Linked DNA regions of Homo sapiens: region 2 is linked to region 1. A link is an interaction called in ENCODE POLR2A ChIA-PET data of the cell type or tissue named here. Cell type or tissue: K562. All regions are shown on one strand. Each heading gives the region's core, and the rest is flanking DNA. Links, peaks and the distances in the headings are about the cores only. Region 1 has its middle 3.7 kb from the start of MIR130B. Region 2 has its middle 27 kb from the start of LRRC74B.

Region 1 (5,368 bases), core at 125-5,124:
TCCTTGGCTTCCTAGTCCTGATCCCTTGGGGTTCCTTGATCCTAGGGTCATCTGACTTAGATCCATCCTCCCTTCCTCTAGGCACCAGGGGCCATGGCTGGAGGTGGCCACCCCTCAGTCCTGTACAGATTCTGTACCCACTGGCTGGAGACCCCCATGCAGCTGTCTCCTGCTCTTGCTGCGGGGAGACTGAACTCAGGGCTCTGCTCACTGGCTCCCTCCCAATGGAAGCCTTCTCTGGGCTTCACAGCATTGAATATTCCTCCAGAACAGCTTGTTAAATCAAATTTTTTTTTTTTTAGATGGAGTCTTGCTCTGTCGCCCAGGCTGGAGTGCAGTGGCACGATCTTGGCTCACTGCAAACTCCGCCTCCCGGGTTTAAGCGATTCTCCTGCCTCGGCCTCCCGAATAGCTGGGACTACAGGTGCTACCACACCCAGTAATTTTTGTATTTTTAGTAGAAACGGGGATTCACTATGTTGGCCAGGCTAGTCTCGAACTCCTGACCTCATGATCTGCCCTTCTGGGCCTCCCAAAGTGCTGGGATTACAGGCATGAGCCACCGCACCCGGCCTAAATCAAAATGTTCTCCCTGTGGCAGAAGTGTCCATTAGACTGGGAGCCCCTGAGGCAGAGACAACTGTCATTTAAAAAATCTCTGGCCAGGCGCAGTGGCTCATGCCTGTAATCCCAGCACTTTGGGAGGCCGAGGCAGGTGGATCACCTAAGTTCGGGAGTTTGAGACCAGCCTGACCAACATGGAGAAACCCCATCTCTACTAAATATACAAAATTAGGCTGGGCGCAGTGGCTCACGCCTGTAATCCCATCACTTTGGGAGGCTGAGACAGGTGGGTCCAAGGTCAGGAGTTCAAGACCAGCCTGGCCAAGATGGTGAAACCCCATCTCTACTAAAAACACACACACACACACACAAAAATTAGCCGGGTGTGGTGGTGGGCACCTGTAATCCCAGCTACTAGGGAGGCTGAGGCAGAGAACTGCTTGAACCCGGAAGGCAGAGGTTGCAGTGAGCCAAGATCGCGCCACTGCACTCCAACCTGGACAACAGGGCAAGACTCCCTCTTGAAAATATAAAAAATAAATATACAAAATTAGCCAGGTATGGTGGCGCATGCCTGTAATCCCAGCTACTCAGGAGGCTGAGGCAGGAGAATCACTTGAATCCAGGAGGGAGAGGTTGCGGTGAGCTGAGATTGCGCCATTGCACTCCAGCCTAGGCAACAAGAGGGAAACTCCGTCTCAAAAAAAAAAAAAAAAATCTCTTGGCAGTGTCTGACAAAGAGGAGGGGCCCAATAACCCCCCACCCTTTTTTTGAGACGGAGTTTCGCTCTTGTTGCCCAGGCTGGAGTGCAATGGTGCAATCTCGCCTCACCGCAACCTCTGCCTCCTGGGTTCAAGCAATTCTCCTGCCTCAGCCTTCCGCGTAGCTGGGATTACAGGAATGTGCCACTACGCCCGGCTAATTTTTGTATTTTTAGTAGAGACAGGGTTTCGCCATGTTTGCTAGGCTGGTCTCGAATTCCTGACCTCAGGTGATCCACCCGCCTCGGCCTCCCAAAGTGCTGGGAGCTGTAAGCCACTGTGCCCGGCCTACACTTTTTAAAAATACAAATACAGGTATAAAGTGTGAAGCATGGGTTACTGGAATGACATGATGGGAGGGTGATTAGGGATCTGCTCCACCCTCAAGGGGGTGCTTGTCCTGTATGAAAAAAGGCACATCCTGGCCAGGCACGGTGGCTCACGCCTGTAATCCCAGCTCTTTGGGAGGCCGAGGGCGGGGGGATCACCTGAGGTCTGGAGTTCAAGACCAGCCTGGCCAATATGGAGAAACCCTGCCTCTACTAAAAATACAAAAATTAGCTGGGTATGATGGTGTATGCCTGTAGTCCCAGCTAGTACGGAGGCTGACGCAGGAGAGTCTCTTGAACCTGGGAGGCGGAGGTTGCAGTGAGCTGAGATCGCGCTATTGCACTCCAGCCTGGCGACAAAGTGAGACTCCGACAAGAAAGAGAGAGAGAGAGAGGGAGGGAGGGAGGGAGAGAGAGAGAGAGAGAGAGAGAGAGAGAGAGAGAGAGAGAGAAAGAAAGAAAAAAAGAAAGAAAAAAAGGCACATACTATAGATTTTAAAGTTTCATTTTGTAAGTCACACCAGGGCAGGAAGTAGAATAGAGATTTGAGCCCAAGTGTACCTGACAAGTCTCTCTGCCTGCACTCCTAGACAAGATGATCAGGACAGACCTCATTCTTCTTTGGTTGTCCCCAGGCAGGAGGAAATAAATGTCACTTCCTATGTTGGAAGAGCTGAGGGGTGGTGGTTTAGCAGTAAGAGATGAAAAATCTGATTAAACGTCTCAGGCACACTATGGATCTCAGGGCTGATGGAGGACAAGGAGGGGACAAGGGAGGACGCAGTCCAGGGTGCACCCCCTTGTTAGTGGCTGGGGTCAGTGGCTGACCAAGTAGGAGGGGAGAGGGGTAAGAAAAGTAGCTTTCAGGGAGAAGAAGCTGTGCGTGAATGTGGACATGTTCAGCATGAGATGCCCAAGAATCGTCCCCAGTGGTCATTTGGATGTGGGTCTGGAGCTGAAGGGTGAGACACAGTGGGTGTGTTTTTCAGTCAGTTATGGGTTCTAATCAGGAACAAGAAGTGTGTAAGATCGTCCCAGATGAGACGGTGAAGCCAGGACCTTCAGAAACGCATTCGAGGGGCAAGAGGAAAAGGACAGCGAGGTGGAGCAGGAGGAACAGGACACTGAGGAGGGGCCGGAGATGCAGCGAGTACAGAGCAAACAAGTGGCTGTAAAGGGGAGGAGAGCGCAGAATCTGGGGAGGCCAATGGAGAGTGAAGGAGAGGGAGGAGGGTGAAAAGTCCGAACTAGAGGGGTTAGGGGCAGAGTGAAGTTCTCGGGGCGTTGCCTGGATGAGGCCCGGGAGGCTACAGACAGCGAGGAGGGGCGCCCGTCGGAGGGGACTAGGGGCCTGCCGAGAGGTGGGGACCTTAAAGAAGTTGCTGACCAACCACGTCCTCGGCGCAGCCAAGAGCCCGACCCGGGTCAAAGGCCCGATGGCCCCTGCGGAACTGGGCCAGGACCCGCGCAGCCGCGTTCGCCCCCTCGAGGTCGTGAGCGCGCGTGCCCAGAGCAACGGGCATTGTCGCCTGAGGCAGGCGACTGGGGATTGGCCCCGCCCCCGGCTTCCGCGCGGATTGGCTGGGGCGGGGCGGCGCGGCTGCAGTAGGCTAGAGAGTCCGCACCTGCGCCGCGGCCGTGGGGAGAGAGGGTGCGTCCCGGCAGTCCCGCACGACGGGCCCCGCCTCCCCTGGTGACCCCACGCTCCGGCCTCGGGGGGAGTGGCGGTCGGCGCGCCGAGACCCTCGGGAGCCCCGCCCAGACGCCTGCTCCGCTTCCAGGCCACCCGGGCTCTCCAGCCGCGCTCGCTCGTAGAGATCCTAGACAAGTTCGACAGCGAGGTCCCGCAGAGCAAGACCTGCCAGCAGATCTCCGAGGAGGACTTGGAGAGGCAGGCGGACACCTACACTGGGCGCGCGCTGCGCCTCCTCTTCCGCAGCCCCGTCCGCAACCCGTCGCTGGCGGAGAGGGTGGTACAATTGGAACAGCGCGGGCTCTCTTTTTTCCGGATGCGGCCGCGGGGCATGGGACCGGCTGGGCGGGAACTGTCACTACCCGGGTCCGCCGTCCCCTAGGAAAGAGCTCCGACGATTGGAGCTTTGGGGGCCGGGGATGGGGGTGGGGTGGAGAGGTCGCCGTCGGCCTAGCTGGGGCTGCAGGGTAGGATCTATCAGAAAGCCGAGGCTGCACAGCCTGGGGAGTGGAGCGGGCAGGCGTCTCACGCCCCGGACCTCCCCCTGCCCTGCCTCTCCTACTCTTGTTGCAGGCGAAGTTCTTCTGTGTTGTGCAGGCGGAGCTGAACCATTGCAACAGCATGGGCGCCCTGGAGATGCACGAGCAGGTGGAGCAGCTGAAGCAGAGCATCCACCGCGTGCACCTCTACTCCCGGGGCGAGGATCAACCTCTCCCCGTGCTGGGCCCTGGGCGGGGGTCTGAGCCCAGTGCAGCCAGGCCGAGGGCTAGGTGACCACCTCCATTCTTCCGGTTGGATTTGCCCTCCTTGGATCAGGTTTTATCCAGAGCAGGAAGGGGCCTGGGCAGTCTGGACCTGGGAGGAGAGGCGCTGCCCCTAGCTAGATTCTTTAGTTAGGAGACTGACTTCAGCTCTGCTACTTCCTTCCTGGCTGTGTGATCCTGAGCAAGTTGGGCCACCTTTCCGAGAGAGAGAGCCCTCACTGCTCACCTTGGTGAGTGTTTTGGAGTGGTGGATGAAGGCCTGTAGGTAGGGCTGGCTCAAGCAACCAAGCAAACCTGAATCAATTAAAAAAAAAAAAAAAAAAGGCCGGGTGCGGTGGCTCACGCCTGTAATCCCAGCACTTTGGGACAAGGCCGAGGCGGGCGGATCACAAGATTAGGAGTTCGAGACCAGCCTGACCAACATGGTGAAACCACCGTCTCTACTAAAAATACAAAAATTAGCCAGGCGTGGTGGTGCGTGCCTGTAATCCCAGCTACTTAGGAGCCTGAGGCAGGAGAATTGCTTGAACGCAGGAGGCGGAGGTTGCAGTGAGCTGAGACAGCGCCACTGCACTCCAGCCTGGGCAACAGAGTGAGACTCCGTCTCGAAAAAAAAAAAAAAAAGTTGAGAGAGTCCTGGCACCGACCAACCATGTCCTTGGTGTGGCCCTGTGGCTTGTCTCTGGCCCTGTGTTTGGCACTTAAAAAAAAAGAGGCACTTTTTATTAAAGTAAACATGTACAAAACTGGAGATGACAGCGAACACCCCCAAGAACCTGTCGTCAGCCTCAGCAACTGTCCCCATCTTGCCAAATGTGTTTCACTCTCCATAACCCTAGGCCTTTTTCTGAAGTATTTGAAGGGAAATCTCAGACATCATTGTACCTCTGACTACTTTAGAATGCATCTTAATTAAAAAAAAAAAAAAAAAAAAAAAGGCCAAGCATGGTGGTTCACGCCTGTAATCCTAGCACTTTGGGAGGCCGAGGCAGGTGGATCACCTGAGGTCAGGAGTTCAAGACCAGCCTGGCCAACATGGTGAAACCCCGTCTCAACTAAAAATACAGAAAAATTAGCTGGGCTTGCCTGTAATTCCAGCTACTTCGGAAGGCTGAGGCAGAAGAATCGCTTGCACCTGGGAGGTAGAGGTTGCAGTGAGCCAAGATCGCACTACTGCACTCCAGCCTGGGTGACAAGAGAGAAGCTCCATCTCAAAAAAAAAAAAAAAGGCATTTGGCTGGGCACAGTAGCTCATG
Region 2 (5,368 bases), core at 172-5,171, 580 kb before region 1:
CTGGGCCTGCCTGGACCATAAGTTTGATCTCATGTATGCCAAGCAGGCCTTTGTGCAATGGTACATGGGGGAAGGCATGGAGGAGGGGGAGTCCTCTGAGGCTCGCAAGGACCTGGCAGCTCTGGAGAAGGATTATGAAGAGGTGGGCATGGATTCTGTGGAAGCGGAGGCTGAAGAAGGCAAAGAATACTGAGGGGAGGGTGTGGTGGGCTCTCCTGCCGCCCCCAGCATGGCTGCTTTCAGGTTGTTTGCAATTAAAGTTTCTCTATAAAACCAAGACCTCTGTGTGTCATGCTGCTTGGCTCTGCCTACAGGAGCAGGTGGGACCCCAGAGCCTGCATGGACAGTCAGTGGGGTCCCAGCCTGCCCTGCTGGCATGCGGTTGGGGTGCAGCAGGAGTGTATGTACTTAAGGAGCTGCCATGGAAGTGACTTGACCCAGGAGAAACAAGCCAAGCGTTGAGTGGATAGGTTTCCTAAATTCTAGGAAAGCTAAGTCAGGGTTTCAACTGAATTTGCAATTTTTGGGGCTTTTCTATTGATGGGATGTACTGGCTAAAAAGAAGAGCCTAGAAGCAGAGTGTTTAAATCTGAGGTCTATGAATGGGGCGTGTCCATGAAATCCCTAAAGCTGTAGGTCAAATGTGTAAGGTCAGGACATTTTAGAAGGGGGAAAGTGTTACTGAGTTCTCCACAGTATTTGTGACCCACAGAAGGTCACAACACACCCATCCTGACCCCCCACTGCTCCATGGTAACCTGGAAGGCAGCATTTACCCTCCACGCACACACACGGTCACCTTGCCCCTCAGCATTGTCAACTGTCTTGGTAGAAAACCTTGCACCTTTCACTTCAAGTGAAGTGTGTTAACATCTGTTTGTAAAAGACCTGGGAATCCAGATATCTTTTCTCAGAACCAAAGTCAGCTCCAGGAAGTTGACTCAAGGTGAAGTGACCTGGTTAGTTCAGCTGTGGCACAACCAGGACCTGCATAAAAACCTCATTCTATGTTTGTGCCATAATATCATCAAAAAACAGTAGAGAACATATGACCCGGACCCTCTGCATCTCAGAAAGACTTATTATCAACTGAAGGAGACAACACGTAGCCTTTGCTGGGGACAGTGGTGTGACAAGTCTCTGGCCCATCCTAGGTGCTGCCCCGCACCTGCTGCCTTCTTCCAGGCCCACCCCACTTGGGCAGCCTGGTAGCGCTGGGCTGGCGGGGTGTCCTCTGGCTGGATCCTTTGCGGCCGCTGCATTCCAACAGGGCCGGCACTCTCCCGAGGGAGGTGCTGTCTTTGTTTCTCCCTGAGGAGACACAAAGCGCAGCCAATAGGAACGGACGAGCCCCGTAACTGCAGCACCTACTGAAGTGTGCTCCTTGAGCAACATTTGTGTCTGCACATTTCCCTCAAAGCCACTTCAAGCTGAAAGCCCTGTATCAGTCCTGAGTCCTGAGGCTCAGAACTGCCAAAGGCAGGTCATGCCCCAGAAGCCCTTGGCCACGGGTCCATTTAGGGAAGGGTAAGGGTGGCTGGTCCATACTTGGCCTGGACAAGGAACCTGGTCTGCCCTGATGGCGCCAAGCAGCAGCAGCAGCAGGGACTTGCCACTTCATCCTCCAGGTGTGTTCACGCTGAACTGTACATCTGAGCTGCCTTAGATGGTGACAGGCAGGAAACACTCCAGTCACCAAGTACTGGAATTGGGTTTCTGATTTTGATTTTGGAAGCTCTCACATTGTTTCCTACCTACCCGAGTATTCTGCAAACAGTGGTCAAGCCTTGTAGGGAGACACCCTGAAACTATTGCTATGGAATAAAAGATGAAATGCTCCTGATTATTGTAAATACAAAATTGCATGCAGGATTGTGTAAAGACAATGCCAGCTTGGACTGCCAGAACGAGCCAACAGCACGTGATGTCCTTCCACCTGCAGAGAGCCTATGAATGGACGTGCAGTCAGGGAGGTTTCACATCACCAAGATTCCTATCCCAGAAAAGCAGATATTCATAGCTCTGGGAATGGAATGCAACCCTTGTGGAGAGCCTATAAACGGATGCATGGGGGGCGCCTGTCCATATGGATAAGATACGGCTATAAACGCCCTCATCTTGCCACAGCTCTTCTAGGCCTCTTTAGGGTGAAGGCATACTCCCTTCTGAGAATTTCTGGTCTAACCAGTTGTCTAGCTTCACGTCCTGTTTCCATGGATTGTTTGTAACCAGCTTTTGTTGCAATTGTTACTGCTGATTAATATCTTGCTAATCATAGGTTATGGAAAGACTGTGTTTCTGTTCTAAGACTCTGTTAGAAATTACTGATGCACACACTATATTGTAAATTCTTATCTTTGTATACCGTACTTCTACATACAAATGTACTGTACTTCTACATACAAATGCTATGTTAAAGAATTACTTCATCCCCATGTGACCATCTCACCTCATAATCAAATGACCCTAAATCCCTCACTAACCTACCCCCGCCCTCACTAAACTTAATAGTAAATGCTGGTATATCCAGTGCATTGTTGGCACCATGGGACCAGAAGGCAGTGACCCCCTGGACCCAGCTTTCACTATCTTGTGTGTGTCTATTATTTCTCAACCTGCCAATCCACCTAGGAGCAAAGAGAGAGCCCCATTGCATTGCGGGCTGCTGGCCAGATCCCTCAATAAAGCCTCTCACTCTGGAGTTTAGCTACTGGATTCCATGACTGGGTTCCTCCCGTGGTCTGAATGCTTGAGACTTTCCTTCTGACCACCAGAGAATCCCAGATGAAGACCACTGGTTCAGATTTCCCTCGATTTGTAATTTGCTTACTCCTTTTTGTGAAGATAGAAAGATCTGCAACCACACTTGGGCCAGAGCTTTATTTTAACGGGATGGATTTCCCTGGACTTGGTGTTGTCAGCATCAGCAAGACCGAGAGGACCCTCTAGAGGACAAATGTGCTTGGGTAGAAGGCTTGCCCATGGGGTCACAGCCCCCCATGTGGAGTACCTTGGCCAGGGCTCTCCTTTGCTCTGGCCTGGTAGAGTCTGCCCCATGGGCTCTAACCAGGGCATGTGTCCCCTGCTTGACTCACAGTGTTGGGTCTCCCATTTTGTCCCCCCAGCTTTGTCCTGACCAAGAGTGTGCCTTGACTGCTCTGTGACCTGGTCAGCTGTATGTTCCCCCTGCAGGCTCAAACCCTAGCTGGGGCCTTGCTTCTTACCAGACACTGATAAACATGTTGTTTGTTGCCTGAAACAGTAAAAGATCTGACATGTTGCTAAGCATGTGGAAACTGGCCCCGCCCCAGCCAAATTCCTTGCACCCTTATATAAACTCCACACTCCACCCCCTCACTGCAGCATGCCTAGGCAGAACCTCCATCCTTGCCGTCCCTCGTGAGGCCATACTGCAGCCTTGTGTGTATGGAAGTTCCCCTAACACATGCTTTGGACTGACCACCCTCACATTAAGTGCTTCTTCCTTTGGAATTCCAACTGGCTCTCATCCCAACTGGCTCTCAGTCACCCAAGTGGAAGGTCTGGGGCAGTCCCTTGCGGGAGCTCTCCTGCCACCACTTTTGGGGTGAGACCAGATGACGGTTCAGCCAACAGAACACTCAGCCTCAATCCTGGTTCTTCCCTGGCCTCTTACCAAGTTTAGTCAAATCACCTGCAATTGGAAACTGCGCTCTTGAAAAAAAGATGCAACCAGGTGTTTTAGGGATCCATGAGGACATTTCCGTTTCACCATTTGTCATCTTGAACAAGTGGAGGCTCCTGTGTCTGAGACGCCATGGATCTTGGCTACTCCAGAGGCCACTCCAGCTCCCTTTCCATGCCAATACTGAAAAGAAAATTCTCCCCAAATCCCTGCAGGGATAGGATGGCCCTCCTTGTGAGAGTTTCTGGGGAGTTCTTCCTCAGAGAATGAGATCTTTGCTGCTCGGTGGGTGGTGAAGGTTATGGTGGTGTCACGCTTGGAACTCTGTCAGCTTGGCACACTCAACTCAAGAAAGACGGAGTCAGGGTTGCCCAGAACCAAGGAGGGGTGCAGCCAGAAGCATGTGGTGGGTGAAGTTTGGCCACCTCAGTCTACCAGTGACTCGTGGAAAAGGCACAAAGCAGAGAATGGCCACCTCGCATTTCCTTTGGTACAAACTGCCATTATTTTAGTCTCCACTGACTGGTCGGGGGAAGGACCCCATCTCCCATGAGCAGATGAGCCCCACCACCCTGCAGCAGCTCCCACAATGGGCCAGCATCCTCCTCTGAGGCCACAGTCCCTCTGCGGGCCAGGCCAGACAGAGTCAGAGCGTCTGTAGCCGCGGTGTTTAGGTGTCCCCGTGCTCTCAGGGTGACTAATGTCCAGCTCCCCACAGCACACGGCAGGGCAGTCTGCAGACCTGGGCCTGACTCAGAGCTGGCTTCCCTTCAGCTTGGCACCATCTGAGCTTCCTCTCTTCCCCTCAGTAATGACTCGGTCCCTTCTGGAAACAAGGATGAGAGGGAAGCAGAAAGGAGGAAGTAAGGGTTTTGAAATTTTTTTTAAAATTTTTTTGGTTTTTAGAGACTGAGTCTTGCTCTGTCACCTGAGCTGGAGTGCAGTGATGCAATCACAGCTCAGTGCAGCCTTGAACTCATGGCCTCAAGCAATCCTCCTGCCTCAGCCTCCAGAGTAGTGGGACTACAAGCATGTGGCCACACCTGACTAATAATGCTTACCTTTAAATCTGACAGGGCTGACAAACCCTTAACATAACTTTGAGCCATAATGGATATTAAGAAAACAATTCTGGAACCCTTCAGGAATCATGTGCTCTTGGGGTTAGTGAGGAGCCCTGTTCAGGCCTCCTCACTTTATGAAGGACGAGGAGGCCCAGAAGAGAACGACCTGCAGCATCTTGCAGTGGGAAAACCAGCTTTTTTTTTTAGCTCTGCTCCCTTGGGAGGGGCTACTGAGTCAGATGGGTTGGACAGTGGGGTTGAACCAAGTGTTACTGCAAGTTGGGGGGGAGGGTGGGGTGACTGATGTCCCCAGGCCTGGTCCCTGGAGGGTCCTTCTATGCACCAAAAACAGTCAATGACCAATGCATGTTAAAACAGACTTCATGCTATAACCCCAGGCTTTGGGAGGCTGAGGCAGGAGGATCCCTTGAGGCCAAGAGTTCGAGACCAGTCTGGGCAAAAACGTGAGACCCTATCTCTAAAAAAAAACAAACCCAAAAAACAAACAAAAGCTGGGTGTGGTGGCCTGCACCTGTAGTCCCAGCTACTCAGGAGGCTGAGGTGGGAGGATCACTTGAGCCCAGGAGTCTGAGGCTGCAGTGAGCCATGATTGCACCACTGCACTCCAGCTTGGGTGGCA

What was found. ChIA-PET counts read pairs that join two places held together with the same protein. Peaks named below come from ENCODE experiments on the same cell type or tissue, not always from the same donor. Only the 100,000 strongest peaks of a DNase experiment are listed, where the experiment ranks them.
Region 2: POLR2A ChIA-PET joins it to region 1 with 7 read pairs; 2 of 35 experiments call an interaction of 5 or more read pairs at or near these places.

What each region holds. Positions count from the first base shown.
Region 1 is chr22:21,654,345-21,659,712 of GRCh38, forward strand. It overlaps the pseudogene LOC107985532. Among named protein-coding and RNA genes, the nearest start is that of MIR130B, 3.7 kb to the left of the region's middle. RefSeq lists a silencer at 3,167-3,496. In K562, for the core only: a CTCF peak has its summit at 3,144 (motif pointing left); DNase peaks (open chromatin) are centred at 2,377, 3,227 and 3,707; H3K4me3 peaks cover 1,943 bases.
Region 2 is chr22:21,069,905-21,075,272 of GRCh38, forward strand. It overlaps the pseudogene TUBA3GP and the pseudogene LOC112268300. Among named protein-coding and RNA genes, the nearest start is that of LRRC74B, 27 kb to the left of the region's middle. In K562, for the core only: a CTCF peak has its summit at 2,967; no DNase peak of the experiment used is centred there; H3K27me3 peaks cover 3,107 bases.